Regions from separate parts of the Homo sapiens genome. Here region 1 is linked to region 2. Evidence: chromatin loops called from intact Hi-C (ENCODE). Cell type or tissue: body of pancreas. All regions are shown on one strand. Links, peaks and the distances in the headings refer to the core of each region. The heading gives the core; the rest is flanking DNA.

What was found. Hi-C counts contacts between places; a loop is a spot of excess contacts. Peaks named below come from ENCODE experiments on the same cell type or tissue, not always from the same donor. Only the 100,000 strongest peaks of a DNase experiment are listed, where the experiment ranks them.
Region 1: it touches region 2 in a loop (4-fold over the local background); 1 of 110 quality-filtered maps calls a loop at or near these places.

What each region holds. Positions count from the first base shown.
Region 1 is chr2:79,095,913-79,104,251 of GRCh38, reverse strand. No RefSeq gene overlaps it. Among named protein-coding and RNA genes, the nearest start is that of REG1B, 12 kb to the right of the region's middle. In body of pancreas, for the core only: no CTCF peak of the experiment used is centred there; a DNase peak (open chromatin) is centred at 4,741; H3K27ac peaks cover 3,992 bases.
Region 2 is chr2:79,043,592-79,051,930 of GRCh38, reverse strand. No RefSeq gene overlaps it. Among named protein-coding and RNA genes, the nearest start is that of REG3G, 22 kb to the right of the region's middle. In body of pancreas, for the core only: no CTCF peak of the experiment used is centred there; no DNase peak of the experiment used is centred there.

The sequences.
Region 1 (8,339 bases), core at 303-8,302, 52 kb before region 2:
GCTCACACTTTTAAGTGAGATCATGCAATATTTGGTTTTCTATTCCTGTGTTAGCAGCTGTTTTAATCTTGCAGGAGTTACCTAGCCTTTCTCTTGCCTTCATTTTTTTTATGTGTCAAATATGGTTCGTAGCAGCACCTACATTATTAGGTTTTCATGGGGATTAAATGGTTTCTAATTAGGCAAGCATTTAGAATTGTGCCTGGCATAGACAGCATGTGACAAAAATTAATGTTTAAAAATCAGAGGTTTCTTGTGAAGCAGAATAGGCTAACTTATAAGTAGGTTTCCTTACACCTGCAGAACACAGCAGACCATGGAATGTCCTTGCTGCATTTGTTATTTGTTCAGCTCCTTTCTTTTCCAGTCTAAAGTTTGCAGACAGGCTATTATTTACATGCCTGCCAAGGATTTAAACAAGTGGGAGATTATCTCTCTCTCATATGTCTAAAATCTCAATTCCAAAGGTGGAAAGCAGAGAATACCTCTTGGAAAATGGCAAACAGCACCTAGAATCAGCCATAGCCTTGGAATTTTCTTGGCGTTATTGGAGGCTTATCAGAAAGTTTCCCCACTTAAGGACATATTAACACTAGATTTCCAGGAGACTGCTTTCCATATACAAGAAGACTGCTGGAGGGAATATGATGGGAAAGACCTGAAATGAGCTTCTTGGAATCTTGTAAAACTATGTCACAGGAAGGGCCTTGTTTTCTGGAGGACAATGAGATAAACCTTGAACAGATAGGAAATACAGTTTATATGCAAAAGGCATCACTTTGGAACAAAGTAGCTGCCAGGTAAAGGTATCAGTTTTATTAGCTTGCACGCGGAATTTGGCCAGTCACATGTGCAAGCAATAAAGTTAATAACATCTCAATGTGTTTCCAGATACTGGTAGCAATAAAGATTTTTATGGGAATACTGTGTCAATTGTTGATACAGTATTGAACTGAATCTCTCTCTGTTTTATATCATGCCAGTTACAGTGTATTTCATTATGTATTTTAAAGTATTAGATCTTTTATATCTGGAATGTTTTTGCTTGCTTTAAGTCTTCTTGAAGTAAATAAGAACTCTCATATTTAAAAAAATTATGCCACAAAGAATTTTTTTAATTTTAAACTATTAATTACTTGTTCATTTTTTTTGCAAGATACACTTATTATGGTACCAAGTATACTGGACTCCTACCTACTGTATCTTTTATGAAGTCTGAAGAATATGATTGACTTTCTTATTTATAAGAAAAAAGATATCTTAACCTGGCTATAAGCTTGTAAGATAGCATAAATATTTTTACTAAATGCAGAAATAAGTTGGATTAACATAACAAACACCTATGAACCTGCCAAGTAGAATAAATAATGTCAACGTTTGTCATCTTTGTTTAATATTATTAGTTTTATTTAAAAAGTTATAAATTCTCCAGGCAAATACTGTGATAGATTTTTCTTTTTATTCTGTGTATATGCAACAATGTAGCAAAAATTATCTCATCAATATCTGACAACTTGATCTTGGACTTCCCCGTCTCAAAAAATTAGAAAAATAAATTTGTGCTCATTAAAAATTACCCAATCTCAGTTATTTCATTCTGTTATAGCACACAAAATGAACTAAAACTAGAAGAATGCCAACCTGGTATCTATCACCTCTTCCTCACTAATGACATAAGCAAGAATTTACATGATGTGTCAATGTATCACAATAAAGAACATTTTATTACTATTATTATTATTACATACATTTTTTTTTTGAGACGGAGTCTCACTCTGTCGCCCCGGCTGGAGTGTAGGGGTGCTATCTCAGCTCACTGCAAGCTCCGCCTCCTGGGTTCAGGCCATTCTCCTGCCTCAGCCTCCCGAGTAGATGGGACTACAGGTGCCCACCACCACAACCGGCTAATTTTTTGTATTTTTAGTAGAGACGGGGTCTCACCATGTTAACCAGGATGGTCTCGATCTCCTGACCTCGTGATCTGCCCGCCTCTGCCTCCCAAAGTGCTGGGATTACAGGCATAAGCCACCGTGCCTGGCCAACATTCTCCTTTTTAAATACAGAAGGCACAAAACTAGCAGAATATAAATTGCTGTAACATATGAGGCTGAGGAATAGAAGTGGAATTTGGAAACCCAAACTGGATTTTCTCTCAAGTGAAAGGATCCTTTCCTCAGAGGATCAACGACATGTCTCCAAGGCAAGGTAAATTCACAAATCTAAATTAAACCGATAACGTATTTCTGGCTATGAAATGACAAAAAGTGTAAGACAGATAACCATATAACCTTTAAACAAATGTCATTATGCCAATTGAGGAGATGAATATTAACCAGGTTTCAGAAGAATGAAGATAGTAAGAAAATCAAGGAAAAATTATCAAGTTTATCTTCTCTAAACTCATGTCGACATTTAATTGAACATTGTAATCATTTTTACATGGACCTTTAAGAAGTGATTGAGCCATGAAGGCTCTGTTCTCATAGGTGAAGTTAATACCATTATAAAATGGCTAGTTTCATTCCCTTTTGCTTCTTTGCCCTTCAGCCTTTTGCCATGTCATGAAACAGCAGGAAGGCCCTTGAAAGATTCCAGCTTCTTGATAATGAACTTTTAAGTCTCTGGAACTGTCAGAAAATAAATTTCTGTTTATTATAAATTATCCAGTCTCAAGTGTTTTCTTCTAGTTGTAGAAAATGGACTAAGATAGAAATTTGTACCAGAAGTGGGGTTGTTACTATAAAAAACACCTAAAAATGTGTGTCAGATTTGGAACTGAGTAATGGGCAGAGGGCAGAAGAGTTTAGAGGATCAGGCTAGAAAAAAGCCTAGATTGCTATTAACAGAGTGTTAAGGGCTATGCTGGTGAGGGCTCAAGAAGAGGAGAGCTATAGGCTAAACCTAAATCAGCAGTGAGATTACTTAAGTGGTTTTCAAGTGAATAATAGCAATATGAATGGTAGAGGTAATTCTGATGAGATCCCAGATGGAATTGTAGAACATGGTATTGCACAATGACCCGAGGGTTATCCTTTTTACCAAGAGGCAACAAACATGGCTGAATTGTCTTTGTGTCCCAACATTTTACGAAAGGCAGAATTTAAGAACCACAAGTTAGGATATCTGGTGGAAGAAATATCTAAGTAGCAAATTGTTAAGGATGCTGCATGACTTTTTTAAACTGTCAATAGTAAAACTTGAGAAAAGGGGAAAAAATTAAATATGAAATGTACATTGAAAAGGAAGTAGAAAGTAAAGATTTGGAAAATTCTTAGTCTGGCTGTGTTTTAAATAAAGAAAAGGCATATTCAAAAAAGAAAAACCTAGGGTGTGGCCAAATTTTGATAAGGAGATTAGCTCCCATCACAAACCCAGACAGAATGCCAATGCCTGGAGAACAGAATTAGATCAAAAGAGGACTCTTGAGAGCCCTTGGGACCTTGTTACTCACTACTCAGGGCTTCCTCAAATCTCTGATTCCTGCATTCCTAAGCAGCTCTTTTAAGCCATCTCAGAAATGGCTTAACGAAGCCCAGATGTGGTGCTGGCCATCACTCCAGAAGGCACAGGGCACAAGTTTTGATGGTGTCCATAGCATGTTAATTCTCCAGGATTGCTGACTGTAGGAGCTAGATTTCAAAAAATGTGTCAGGGAGCCTCAGGGCTCAAAGAGAGAACTGACACAGGTGCAAGGCCACCACAGAGATTACCCACTAGGACAATTCCTAATGAAACATTAGTTGGGGGGTTGCTAGGCAAATAGCTAAACATAAGCAGGAGGGAAGAACTCATGACAAAAGGGAGGTTTGAAAAATTTTACACCCCAGAGAATACCTAAAACAGGCATGCTAAATATAAGCCAAAAAGAGGAAATAAACTCTCTGTTCTCTATTTTCCTTCAATACATTCTCTTTTTTGGTTAAATCAATCGCTTGGCAGAATTCTTCCTCCAGTTAAAACTAATCAAAAATTCCTGCACTTCCCAGTAACAGTTGGAAGCCCCAGCTGCAGCGAACTTTGGGGATAATATTCCAGCCTGTGAGAGCTGCTGCATTGGTTGCTCCCAGAAAAGCCATGGAGGCCTAACCCCTGCCCCAGTCTGTGCTGATAGTGGGACTTGAAGTCAAAACAAAAAATTCTCAAATGTCGGGATTTAATGTTGTTGTTGTTGTTTTTTTTTTTTTGGTGGGGGTTTGGACTTAGTGGGAGCCTGTTAATTCTTTTTATTTTCTGTTGCTCTTTTGTTATGGAATTGTCTATCCTATGCCTGTCCCACCATATATTTTAGAAACATATAATTTGTTTGATTTCACAGCTGGAGGGGAATTTTCCTCAGAATGAATCATAACCTGAGTCTTACATATATCCAATTTTGATGATATTTAGATGAAAATCTAGACCACAGACTTTTAAGATTATGCTAGAATGAGTTAAGACCAGGAGCTATTGGGTTAAAATGAAAGTACTTTATATGTGAGAAGTACATAAGTTTTGGGGGTGACAGAGGCAGAATGCTGTAATTTGAATGTTTGTCCCTTCAAAAATTCATGTTGAAATTTAAGTCCCACTGTAACAGTGTTAAGAGATGTCACCTTTAAGTGGCAATTAGGCCATGAGTGTAAGATTCTCTCTGGGGCCTGAAAGCTTAAGGAGATAAATAATTCTTCCCTTCTCAGGCCCAGTCCCAAGGTGCAAGGCTACTTGTGCCAGCAGCGTGTGCCAGCAGGATAGCAGAAGCAGGAAGTGAGCCAGCTGGAAGACATGTACCCCTTAAGATCGAGAAACAGGCCATCTGGGTCCAACGTAGCAGTTACGTCAGACTAGGACACTTCCTGTTTACAGGAGGCTATAAAACCTTTGCCCCTTCCTCACTTGGGGCTGACGCCATTTTAGGCCTCAGCCATCCTGCACCCAGGTGCTCATTAAAACAGCATGTTGCTCCACACTGCCTCCTGTTAGCTGTTGGTGCGCTCTCGGGGTTTGAAGTGATATAAAAACCTTATATCTGGTGCTGAAACCCAGGAGGGGCTCAGGTCTGCATCCTCCATGGACCTACCCCTCCACCCCAGAAAGCAGGCCACAGCAGCTGGACAAAGGAAGCTCCTTGGTCTCCAGTCACTTCTCTATGCATGCACATCAGTCGCTGATCTTGCCTACTGCTGAGTTTCCTTGGGAGCCCCGTTAACAGGGAAAAATCTGCACAGCCTGTTTTTGTTTCTCTGGTCCAAAAATCCAACATTGGTCCAAGAAGGCTCCAGCACGTGTCAGGCACTCGCTGATCATCTGGTCTTAAGTGGATGCCTCTTAGCCATTTGATCCTGTTTCGGGAACAAAAAAGGCAGCGGTGACAATTGCTCCTTTTATCATCTCCCTCTGGCTGTCCAGGACGGTCTCCTTTTTCCCTGTTCTCCCCAGCCTACCCTCCTTTATGGAAAACTCCCCATCCTCCATTCCAAAAAACAGCCCTCTAGGCTGCCTCATAAAAAACCTGCAAACCTTAGGCCTCAGGCAAGATATCCGCCCTAAGCGCGTTGTCTTTCTTTTTGCAATACAGCCTGGCCACAGTACAAATTAAATAACGGATCCAAATGGCCCGCAAATAGAACATTTGACTTTACAGTTTTAACTGACTTGAGCAATTATTGCCGACGACTGGAAAAATGGGGAAAAATTCCTTATGTCCAGGCCTTTGTGCACTCAGATCACTACCCGACCTCTGCAATCCTTGCTTACCTGTTCAAATCCTTCCCCTCCATTCTTGCCGCCCTGATCACCTTTCTCCCCCGACCCTCTCTCTTTTTCCTCATTCTATCCAGCTGACTGCTGTTCACCCCTCCCAGCCAGTACCTCTTCCTCTCAACTGTCTTCTTTAACCCTCCAAACCTCCTTGTTGTCTTCTCAGCCACCATCTTCCCAGCTGGCATCACCTCCAAAAGTACCCACTTCTTTTCCTACAACATCCTCTCCTCAAGACAACTCTAGCACTGTCTGTACTAATTCTCCTTCTTCACTCCGCTCTCCTGAAGCCTGTAAAACCATCCCACCACATTATGCCCCTATCTATCGTCCACTGCCTGTCAACTCAACCCCCCTTCCCCTTCAAACCCTGAGCAGGAACCACTTCTGGCTTCTTTCTTCTCTCCCACCCATATTTGTTCAGGCACCATCTTTGGCCCATACCCTACCCTTACTTCGGCGCCTGCGCTAGAATGCCCCCTTTGGGAAGTGGCAGGAACTGAAGGTATTGTTAGAGTTCATGTTCCCTTTTCCCTCACTAATGTCTCTCAAATTAACAAAAGACTCGGTTCATTTCCAGAAGACACTACCTTTTATATTAGAGAGTTTCAGTACCTTACCAAGTCTTATAAACTAACCTGGCATGACCTCTACTTTATCCTCTCTTCCACCCTCACCCCAGAAGACCAGGACCGGACCGTATCTGGACCCTAGCTCAGGCACATGCTAATACAATTCATCACCAAGCTCCTGCCCTGTCTACTGGCACAGAGGCAGTCCCCAGCCAGGACCCCCACTGGGATTATTAAGATGGGGCCTCTGGATGGCGCCATCAAGACCACATAATTATGTGTCTCCTTGCAGGACTCAAAAGGGGTGCCCATAAAGTGGTAAACTATGAAAAACTTTCAGAAATCACCCAAGGTCCTGACAAAAACCCAGCCCTTTTTCTCTCTTGTTTAACTGAAGCCATGAGAAAATATACCAACATAAACCCAGCCAGCCCAGAAGAAACCACTATTTTAAACCTTCAGATCATTTCCCAATCCACCCGTGATATTAGGCACAAGCTTCAGAAGCTTGACGATGGCCCTCAAACCCCACGACAAGACCTTATTAATTTAGCCTTCAAAGTCTTTAACAGTTGTGATGAGGAAAGTAAAAGGCAAAAACAGGCAGAGTCTCAAATGCTTGCCTCTGCCATCAGGGGCCCTGCAGGCCCCCAGGGCCGCAGCTCCACACGGAAGCCTCCAAGCAATCCACCTCCACCTGGCACATGTTTCAAGTGCAGCAATAAAGGCCACTGGTCCAGAAAATGCCCAAATCCAGGTAGGCCCACCAGACCATGCCTCCTCTGCAGAGGACTCCACTGGAAGTTGGACTGTGAGTGGCCCCTGCAAGGACCACCCCCATCCCTTCCTGAGCCGGCCAAAACCTCCTACTCAGATCTCATTGGTCTTGCCGCTGAAGACTGACGGTGCCCTGGAACGGATGCCCCAGCAACTACCATTGCTTCATCAGAGCCAAGGGTAACCCTGATGGTGGCAGGTAGGCCAGTATGTTTTTTTAAATTAATATTGGGGCAACCTACTCTGCTTTACCTAATTTTTCAGGACCCACCCAGTCCTCCCAAATCTCTGTTGTGGGAATTGATGGACAAATCTCCAAACCCTGAGCCACCTGCCACTTTTCTACTCCCTGCACACTTTTTCCTTCACTCACTCTTTGTTAGTCTTGCCTTCATGCCCAACTCTGCTCCCAGGCAGACATATCCTTTCTTTTTCTTGCTTTTTTTTTTTTTTTTTTAAGACGGAGTCTCACTCTGTCACCCAGGCTGGAGTGCAGTGGTGCGATCTCCGCTCACTGCAAGCTCTGCCTCCCAGGTTCATGCCATTCTCCTGCCTCAGCCTCCCGAGTAGCTGGGACTACAGGCGCCCACCACCATGCCCAGCTAATTTTTTGTAATTTTAGTAGAGACAGGGTTTCACCATGTTAGCCAGGATGGTCTCGATCTCCTGACCTCGTGATCCTCCCGCCTCGGCCTCCCAAAGTGCTGGGATTACTGGTGTGAGCCACCGTGCCCAGCCGAAACGTCCTTTCAAAACTCCACACTACTCTCCACTTCCACGTTCCCCATAGTACCCAACACATCCACCCAGACCCCTCCAGTACTTCTAGTTTTCTTCTACTCCTTCAACCTCCCACCCTAAAACACACAACCTTTCCTTATCCCCCATCCGTAGTTAATCCTGCTGTTTAGGATACTTGCTCACCCTCAGTTGCAGAACACCACACCCCTGTCCACATTACTCTTAAAGAGCCCACCCAGTTCCTATCACAGAAGGAGTATCCCATCCCCCAAGCAGCTCTCATGAGCCTAAAGCCTATCATTTCTTGCCTTCTTGCCAGTCACCTACTCCGCCCAACAAACTCCCCTTTTAACACACCAATTCTACCTGTCAAAAAGCTAGCTGGAACTTATCGCTTAGTCCAGGACCTCAGGCTCATTAACCAAGCTGTACTTCCAGTATGTTCAGTAGTTCCTAATCCATACACTTTCCACAATTCCCTCCAATACCACCCATTTTTCTGTTCTAAACCTA
Region 2 (8,339 bases), core at 166-8,165:
GAGATGTTTCTTGGGCTGGTGGTTCTGAGGACCTGAGGTCATAGGTGGATCTTTTTCACGGAGCAAAGAACAGGAGGACAGGGGATTGATCTCCAAAGGGAGGTCCCCCAATCTGAGTCATGGCACCAAATTTCATGTGCATCCGTGTGAAGAGACCACCAAACAGGCTTTGTGTGAGCAATAAAGCTGTTTATTTCACCTGGGTGCAGGTGGGCTGAGTCCGAAAAGAGAGTCAGCAAAGGGAGATAGGGGTGGGGCCATTTTATAGGATTTGGGTAGGTAAAGGAAAAAGGGGGGTTCTCTGGCGGGCAGGACTGGGGGTCACAAGGTACTCAGTGGGAGAGCTTTTGAGCCAAGATGAGCCAGGAAAAGGAATTTCACAAGACAATGTCATCAGTTAAGTCAGGAACAGGCCATTTTCACTTCTTTTGTGGTGGAATGTCATCAGTTAAGGCAGGAACTGGAAATCTGGATGTGAACGTGCAGGTCACAGGGGACATGATGGCTTAGCTTGGGCTCAGAGGCCTGACACTATCTATCTATCTATCTATCTATCTATCTATCTATCTATCTTCTTTCTTTCTTTCTATCTATCTATCTATCTATCTATCTATCTATCTATCTATCTATCTATCTTAGGGTTCTCCGGAGGGGCAGGCCTAATAGGAGACTATATATCTGAAAGGGAGTTTATTAAGGAGAATATTGACTTGCATGTTCACAAGGTAAAGTTGCATAATAAGCTGGAGGAAGAAAGCAAGTAGTGGCTCATTCTGAGTCCAAAAGCCTCAAAAGTAGGGAATCCCACAGTGCAGCCTTCAGTCTGTGGCCAAAGGCCCAAGATCCCCCAGCAAGTCACTGATATATAAGTCCAAGAATCCAAAGGCTGAAGAACCTGGAGTCTGATGTTCAAGGGCAGGAAGCATCCAGCATGGGAGAAAGATGAAAGATAGAAGACTCAGCAAGCCAGCTTATTGCACCTTTTTCCACCTGCTTTATTCTAGCCATGCTGGTAGCCAATTGGATAGTGTCCACCCAAATTGAGAGTTGGATCTTCCTCTTCCAGTCCACTGACTCAAATGTTAATCTCTTCTGGCAACATCCTCTCAGACACACCCAGAAACAATACTTTACCAGCTATCTAGGCTTCCTTCAACCAAGTTGACCCCTAATATTAACCATCATACTATATCTATCTATTATCTATCTATCTATCTATCTATCTATCTATCTATCTATCTATCTATCATCTATCTATCTATCTGTCTATCATCTCTATGTGTGTTTTTATATTATGGGATCGCCAATGCCTTAGTTATATCTTGTATTTTCTCTCACCCAGTGTGAAATCAATCACCTTTCTATACGGCCCTGATTCCTTTTATTGGAAAATTATTTCTAAAAATCAAGATCCTTCTTCTAGGTATGCTCATTGCTCTTGGGACATCCCTGCTTATAGGGGACAGATATAGGAAATAAATTCATGCATACAGACATACCAATTTTTATTTCTATCTCTTTCTCTGGCAATCCAACTGCAATCCAGAATAATGGAGTTCCACCTTTCCTTATTTGTAACTTTTTTCTTCACAGAGAGAAACATGGTTCTCATTATTTACAACATATTTACTTATTGATCCAACACTTCTATACATATAAAGTAGTTTTAAATTGTTATTCTATAGCACTGTGAGAAGCAAATTTACAAACTATGATACAATGTTTACATAAAATTATTTTTTGTCTTTAGTCTTTATAAGTATCTACTCAAAATACTGTTATCCAACTTAAGTCAGCTCATTTTCTCCACCACATACATGTAACCATAGTATGGTTACATGATTCTTTGTAAAAGAGTTAGATTCATTTGTTTTAGTTTGCATTCTATCTCGAGTTCTCTCAATTTTGTTATCTCATAAAAATTTGGATTCTCCTAAATTTGCATTTTTAAATTTTTATAGGTACATAGTAGGTGTATATATTTATGAGGCACTTGAGATGTTTTGATACTGGCAGACAATGTGAAATAATCACATCATGGAGAATGGGGTATCTATCCCCTGAAACCTTTATCCTTTGCGTTACAATCTAATTATACTCTTAATTATTTTAAAATGTACAATTAAATTATTACTGACTATAGTCACCCTGTTGTGTTATCAAATAGTAGGTGTCATTCATTCTTTCTGAGTATTATTTTTGTAGCCATTAACCATCTCCCCACTCCACTACACTTCCCAGCCTCTGATAACCATCCTTCTACTACCTCTATCCATATGTTCAATTGTTTCTGTTTTTAGATCCCAAAAATAAGTGAGAACATACGATGTATGTCTTTCTGTGCATGTTTTGTTCACATAGCATAATGAGGTGGCGCTCCATCCACGTTGTTGCAAATGACAGAATCACATTCATTTTTACGGCTGGATAGTACTCCATTGTGTATATGTACCATATTTTCTTTATTATTTTGTTGATGGACACTTAGGTTGCTTCCAAATTTTGGCTATTGTGAATAGTGCTGAAACAAACTTGGGAGTACAGATATCTCTTCAATATATTGATTTCCTTTCTTTTGGGTATATGCCCAGCAGTGGGATATCTATTCATATATTTTGCTCACTTTTTGGATCAGATCATTACTTTTTTTTCTATAGAGTTGTTTGAGTTCCTTATATATTCTGGTTATTAATCTCTTGTCAGATGGGTAGTTTGCAAATATTTCTTTCCATTCTGTAGATTGTCTCTTCACTTTGTAGATTGTTTCCTTTGCTGTGCAGAAGCTTTTTAACTCGATGTGATCCCATTTGCTCATTTTTCTTTTGGTTGTCTGTGCTTCTGAAATATTACCCAACAAATTTTTGCCCAGCCTCTAATCCCAGCACTTTGAGAGGCCAAGGTGGGCTGATCACTTAAGGTCAGGAGTTCGTGACCAGCCTGGCCACCATGGTGAAACCCTATCTTTACTAAAAATACAAAAATTAATCAGGCGTGGTGGCATGCTCCTGTAGTCCCAGCTACTCAGGAGGCTAAGGCAGTGAAATGGCTTGAACCTGGGAGGCAGAAGTTGCAGTGAGCTGAGATTGAGCCACTGCACTCTAGCCTTGGAGACAGAGTGAGACTCTGTGTCAAAAAAAAAAAAAAAAAAAGGAAAACCAGAAATTTTTGCCCAGATCAATATCCTGGAGATTTTCTCCAATGGTTTCTTGTTCTTGTAGTAGTTTTGTGGTTTGAGGTCTTATATTTAAGTCTTTAATGCATTTTTATTTGATTTTTATATATGGTGAGAGATAGGCATCTAGTTTCATTCTTCTGCACAAGGATATCTCAGTTTGCTCAGCACCATTTATTGAAGAGAGTATCTTTCCCCTGACATATGTTCTTAACACCTTTGTCAAAAAGGATTTCAGGGCAGATGTGTATATTTCTTTCTGGGTTCTCTATTCTGTTCCATTGGTTGATGTCTGTTTTTATGCCAGTGTCATGCTGTGTTGATTACTGCAACTCTGTAATATAGTTTGAAGTCAGGTAATGTGATTCCTCCAATTTTGTTCTTTTTGCTTAGAATAGCATTGGCTATTCTGATTCTTTTTTTGTGATTCCATATAAGCTTTAGCATTGGTTTATTTTCTGTTTCTATGAAGAATGTCGTTAGTATTTTGATATTGATAGGGATTGCATTGAAACTGAAGATCACTTTGGGTAGTATGAGCATTTTAACAATATTGAGTCTTCTAATCCATGAACATATAATTTTTTTATATTTTTGATTACCTCTTCAATTTCATTCATCAATGTTTTATAGTTTTTTTTATAGAAATCTTTCATTTCCTTGGCTAATTCCTAGGTATTTAATATTATTTGTGGCTATTGTAAATGGGATTAAATTCTAGATTTCTTTTTCATATTGTTTGTTATTGACATATAGAAATGCTGCTAACTTTTGTGTGTTGTTTTTGTATTTTGCAACTTTACTGAATTTGTTTGTCAGTACTAATAGTTTTTTTAATGGAATCTTTAGGTTTTTCCATAATGGATTTTTTTGTGGATTCTTTAGGTTTTTCAAAATATATTATCATATCATCTGCAAACCAGGATAATTTGACTTCTTGAATTTCAAATTGGATGCACTTTAGTGTTTTTGCTTGTCTGGCTGCTCTAGCTAGGACTTCCAGTACTGTGTTGAACAACAGTACTGACTGCTATTCACAGTGGATCTTTGCCGTGTTCCAGATCTTAGAGGAAAGGCTTTCAGTTTTTCCCTGTTTAGTATGACACTAGCTGTGGATCTGTCATAATGGCTTTTGTTATTTTGAGGTATGTTCCTTCTATCCCTAGTGGTTTGAGTCTTTTTATCATAAAAGAATGTTGAATTTTATCAAAAGCTTTTTCAGCATCAATTGAAATAATTCTATGGTTTTTATCCTTCATTCGGTTGATATGAAGTATCACATTGATTGATTTGCATATGTTAAACCATTCTTGGATCTAGGAATAAATCCTACTTGGTCATAATAAGTAATCTTTTAAATCCAATGTGAATTTGACTTGGCGGTATTTTGTTGAGAATTTTTGCATCAATATTCTTCAGAGATATTGCCTTGGGGTTTTTTGTTTGTTTGTTTTTTGATGTGTCTTTGTCTGGTTTTAGTATCAGGGCAATTTTCTTTATATATCTGGGTGCCCCAGTGTTGGGTGGATATATATTTAAAATTGCTATATTCTCTTGTTGAATTGACTTATCATTATACAGTGGCATTCTTTGTCTCTTCCCATAGTTTTTGTCTTGAAATCTATTTGGTCTGATGCAAGTATAGCTACTCTTGCTCTTTTTAGGTTTCCATCAATATGGAATATCTTTTTTCCATGCCTTTAATGCCTTTATTTTCAATCTATGTGTGTCTTTATAGGTGAAGTGTGTTTTTTAGACAACAGATCAATGGGCCTTTTTATTTTATCCATTTCATCACTCTATGTCTTTTGATTGTAGAATTAAGTCTATTTATATCCAATGTTATTATTGATAAGTAAGGACTCACTCTTCATTTTGTTATCTGTTTTCTGGTTATTTTGTGGTCTTCTCTTCCTCCTTTATTTCCTTCCTGTCTTCTTTTTAGTGAAGGTGATTTTCTCTGGTGATGCAATTTCATTTCTTTCTTTTTTTGTGTGTGTGTATCCATCGTATGTTTTTTGGTTTGAAGTTAACATGAGCCTTGCAAATACTATCTTATAATCCATTATTTTAAGCTAATAACAACTTAACACTGTTTGCATAAACAAAGAAACAAAAAGAAAATTAATAAAGACTCTATGCCTTACCTTTGTCCCCCCACCCCTTTTTAACATTTTGTTTCTATTTTTACCTTATTGTACTTTCTGTGTCTTGAAAAGTTGTTGTAGCTATTATTTTTAATTGGTTCATCATTTAATCTTTCTACAAAGAATAAGAGTAGTTTACACACCACAGTTATGGTATTATAATACTCTGTGTTTTTCTGTGTGCTTACTATTATCAGTGGGTTTTGCACCTTCAGGTGATTACTTATTGCTCATCAACATCCTTCTCTTTCTGATTAAAATACTCCCTCTAACATTTCTTGCAGAAAAGGTCTAGTGTTGATGAAATCCCTCAGCTTTTGTTAACTGGTTAAATATTTCTCCTTCATTTTTGAAGAATATTTTAAACGGATATACTATTCTAGGATAAAAGTTTTCCTGTTTTTTTTTTCCTTCAACACTTTAAATATGCCATGCCACTCTCTGTTGGCATGTAATGTTTCCACTGTAAAGTTTCCTGGATTGTCTTGATACCTGTAGATGTTCTTCTGTGTCCAAGCATTGAAGAGATAGGTATTTATTATAGCCTTGGAAGTCTGGGCTTATTTTTACCTGTTCTTCTTAGGAAAGGTTTCCAGTTATTCAAAAGGAGTTGGATGTTGTAATCTAAGCCGTATCTGCTTTAGGAGGCACCCAAGCCCAGTAATACTGTGGTTCTTGCATACTCATAGAGGTACTGCCTTGATGTTCTTGGACAGGATCTGGAAGAATTCTCTGTATTACCAGGTAGCAGCTCTTGTTCTTTTTCCTTACTTTCGCCCAAGCAAACAGAGTCTCTCTCTTTCTGAGTCACGTGAAACTGAGGGTGGAGTGACACAAGCACCCCTGTAGCCACTACCACTATGATTGTGCTGGGTCAGACCTGAAGCCAGCACAACATTGGGTCTCACGCAAGACCTGCTGTGATCACTGCCTATGTTCACTCAAGGCTCTGGGGCTCTACAATAAGCAGGTGGCAAAACCAGCCAGGACTGTGTCCTTCACTTCAGGATGGTGAGCTCCCCCAGATCCCAGGCAGGTCCAGATATGCTTTCCAGTAACCAGGGACTAGAGTTAGAAACCTTAGAAGTCTACCTAGTGTTTTACTGTACTGTGCCTGAGCTGGCACTTAAACCAGAAGATGCTGTCCTTCTCACCATTTCCTCCCATTTCCAAAAACAGAGGAGCCTTACCCCATGGCCACCACCACCACTGGCCCATAGGAGTGTTCTACCTGATATTCTCTTAAGGCCCAAGGGCTCTTAAGTCAACTTGTGGTGAATTCTGTCTGGCCTAGGAATCTGTCTTCAGAGCAGTGCACTCCCCTCTGGCCCAGGGGGGTCAAGAAATGCAATCCAAGAGCCAAGTTCTGGAATCAGGGATCCCAAGAATCTGCTTGGTGTGCTACTGCTTTGTGGCCAAGCTTGTACATATGGTGCAAGACGAAGTCCCTTTTACTTTTCCCTCTGCTTTTCTCAAGCAGAAGGAGTCTTGTCATGTAGCTGCTGCAGCTGATTATGTGCTGAGTCTCACCTGAAGCCAGCAAGTCTCAGAGGCTCACCCAAGGCCCTGGATGTAGTACCTGGTTATCACTACTGTTTATTCAGGGCCCAAGGGCTGTTCAGTTAGCAGATGATGAATTCTGCCTGGACTGAGTAATTCCCTTCAAGGCAGCAGGTTCCCTTTTGACCCAGGGTGTGTCTAGAAATGTCCTCCTTGAACTAGGGCCTGGAAAGGGGGCCTCATGACTCTGACCCATTCTCTATCCTGCTGTGGCTGAGCTGGTATCCAAGATGCAAGACCAAGTCCTCCCCACTCTTCCCTCTCTTCTCCTCAAGCAGAAGGAAGGGGTCTCTTTGGACCTGCAAGTTCTGCAGCCTGGGGTTAGGGGAGGACCGATGCCAGTACTCTCTTAGCCATCCTTGCTGTTGTTTCAGTAGGTCATGTGCTCCCCAGTCCATTGTCTCTGGGGTTAGTTTAGCATTGGGACTGTCTTAGGAGTTGCAGTCCTTGTGGCCTAGACTGTCTTTTGCGTTTATTTAGAGCCCAAGAGCACTTCCGCCCTCGGTGATGAGGTTTATGGGAACTCAAGTTCCCTCCTGTGGGATCTGTGATTCCCCTCTGGCTAGGACTGGTTTAAATGCTCCCTCCATGGGTGAGCATCAGCAGAGTTTGGTCTGGTTTTCCTTTCTGCTGTAACACATCAGCACTGAGTCCAATGTCTCAATTGCTGTGCTGCCTTCCCCAGTGCACAGAAATGCTCTCTGCACCCCACCACTGCTGTTGGGGTGGGGGATGGGGGAAGCTTGGGAAGTTTGGTGTTGGTAATTCAAGACTTTTTTCTACCTCTTCAGTGCCTCTTTTAACAATATAAAGTTAAAACCAGATACTGTGAGTACTCAGTTAGTTTTTGGTTCTTATGAAGGTGATTTTTTCATGTAGATAGTTATTAAATTGGTGTCCTTGCAGGGAGGACAATCAGTGGAACCTTCTATTCCACCATCTCGCTTTGCCACTTCTCTCCTAAATTTGATTTATAGATTCAATGTTATCCTTTTAAAAATCCCAGTAAACTTTTGATTTGAAAATTTATATCAAAATCAAATGAGCTGAAATAGCCAAAACAATTTTGGAAAACAAGAACAAAGTAACAAATTTGGCAAAACATATTACCCAATTTCAAAGCTTCTTATAAAGCTACTGTAAGTAAGGCAGTATGGTACTGATGAAAGGATAGACATGTAGCTCAATGAACAGAACAAACAAGGCTAGTCACAGACCTACAAAATAGAGTCAATTGATTTTGTTTTTCTTTTGAGACAGTGTCTGGCTCTGTCACCAAGGCTGGAGTGTGGTGGTATGATCTTAGCTCACTGCAACCTCTGCCTCCTGGGCTCAAACCATCATCCCACCTCAGCCTTCTTATTAGCTGGGACAACAGGTGCACACCGCCATGCCTGACATTTTTTTGTATTTTTGGTAGAGATAGGTTTTCACCATGTTGCCCTGGCTGGTCTGGAACT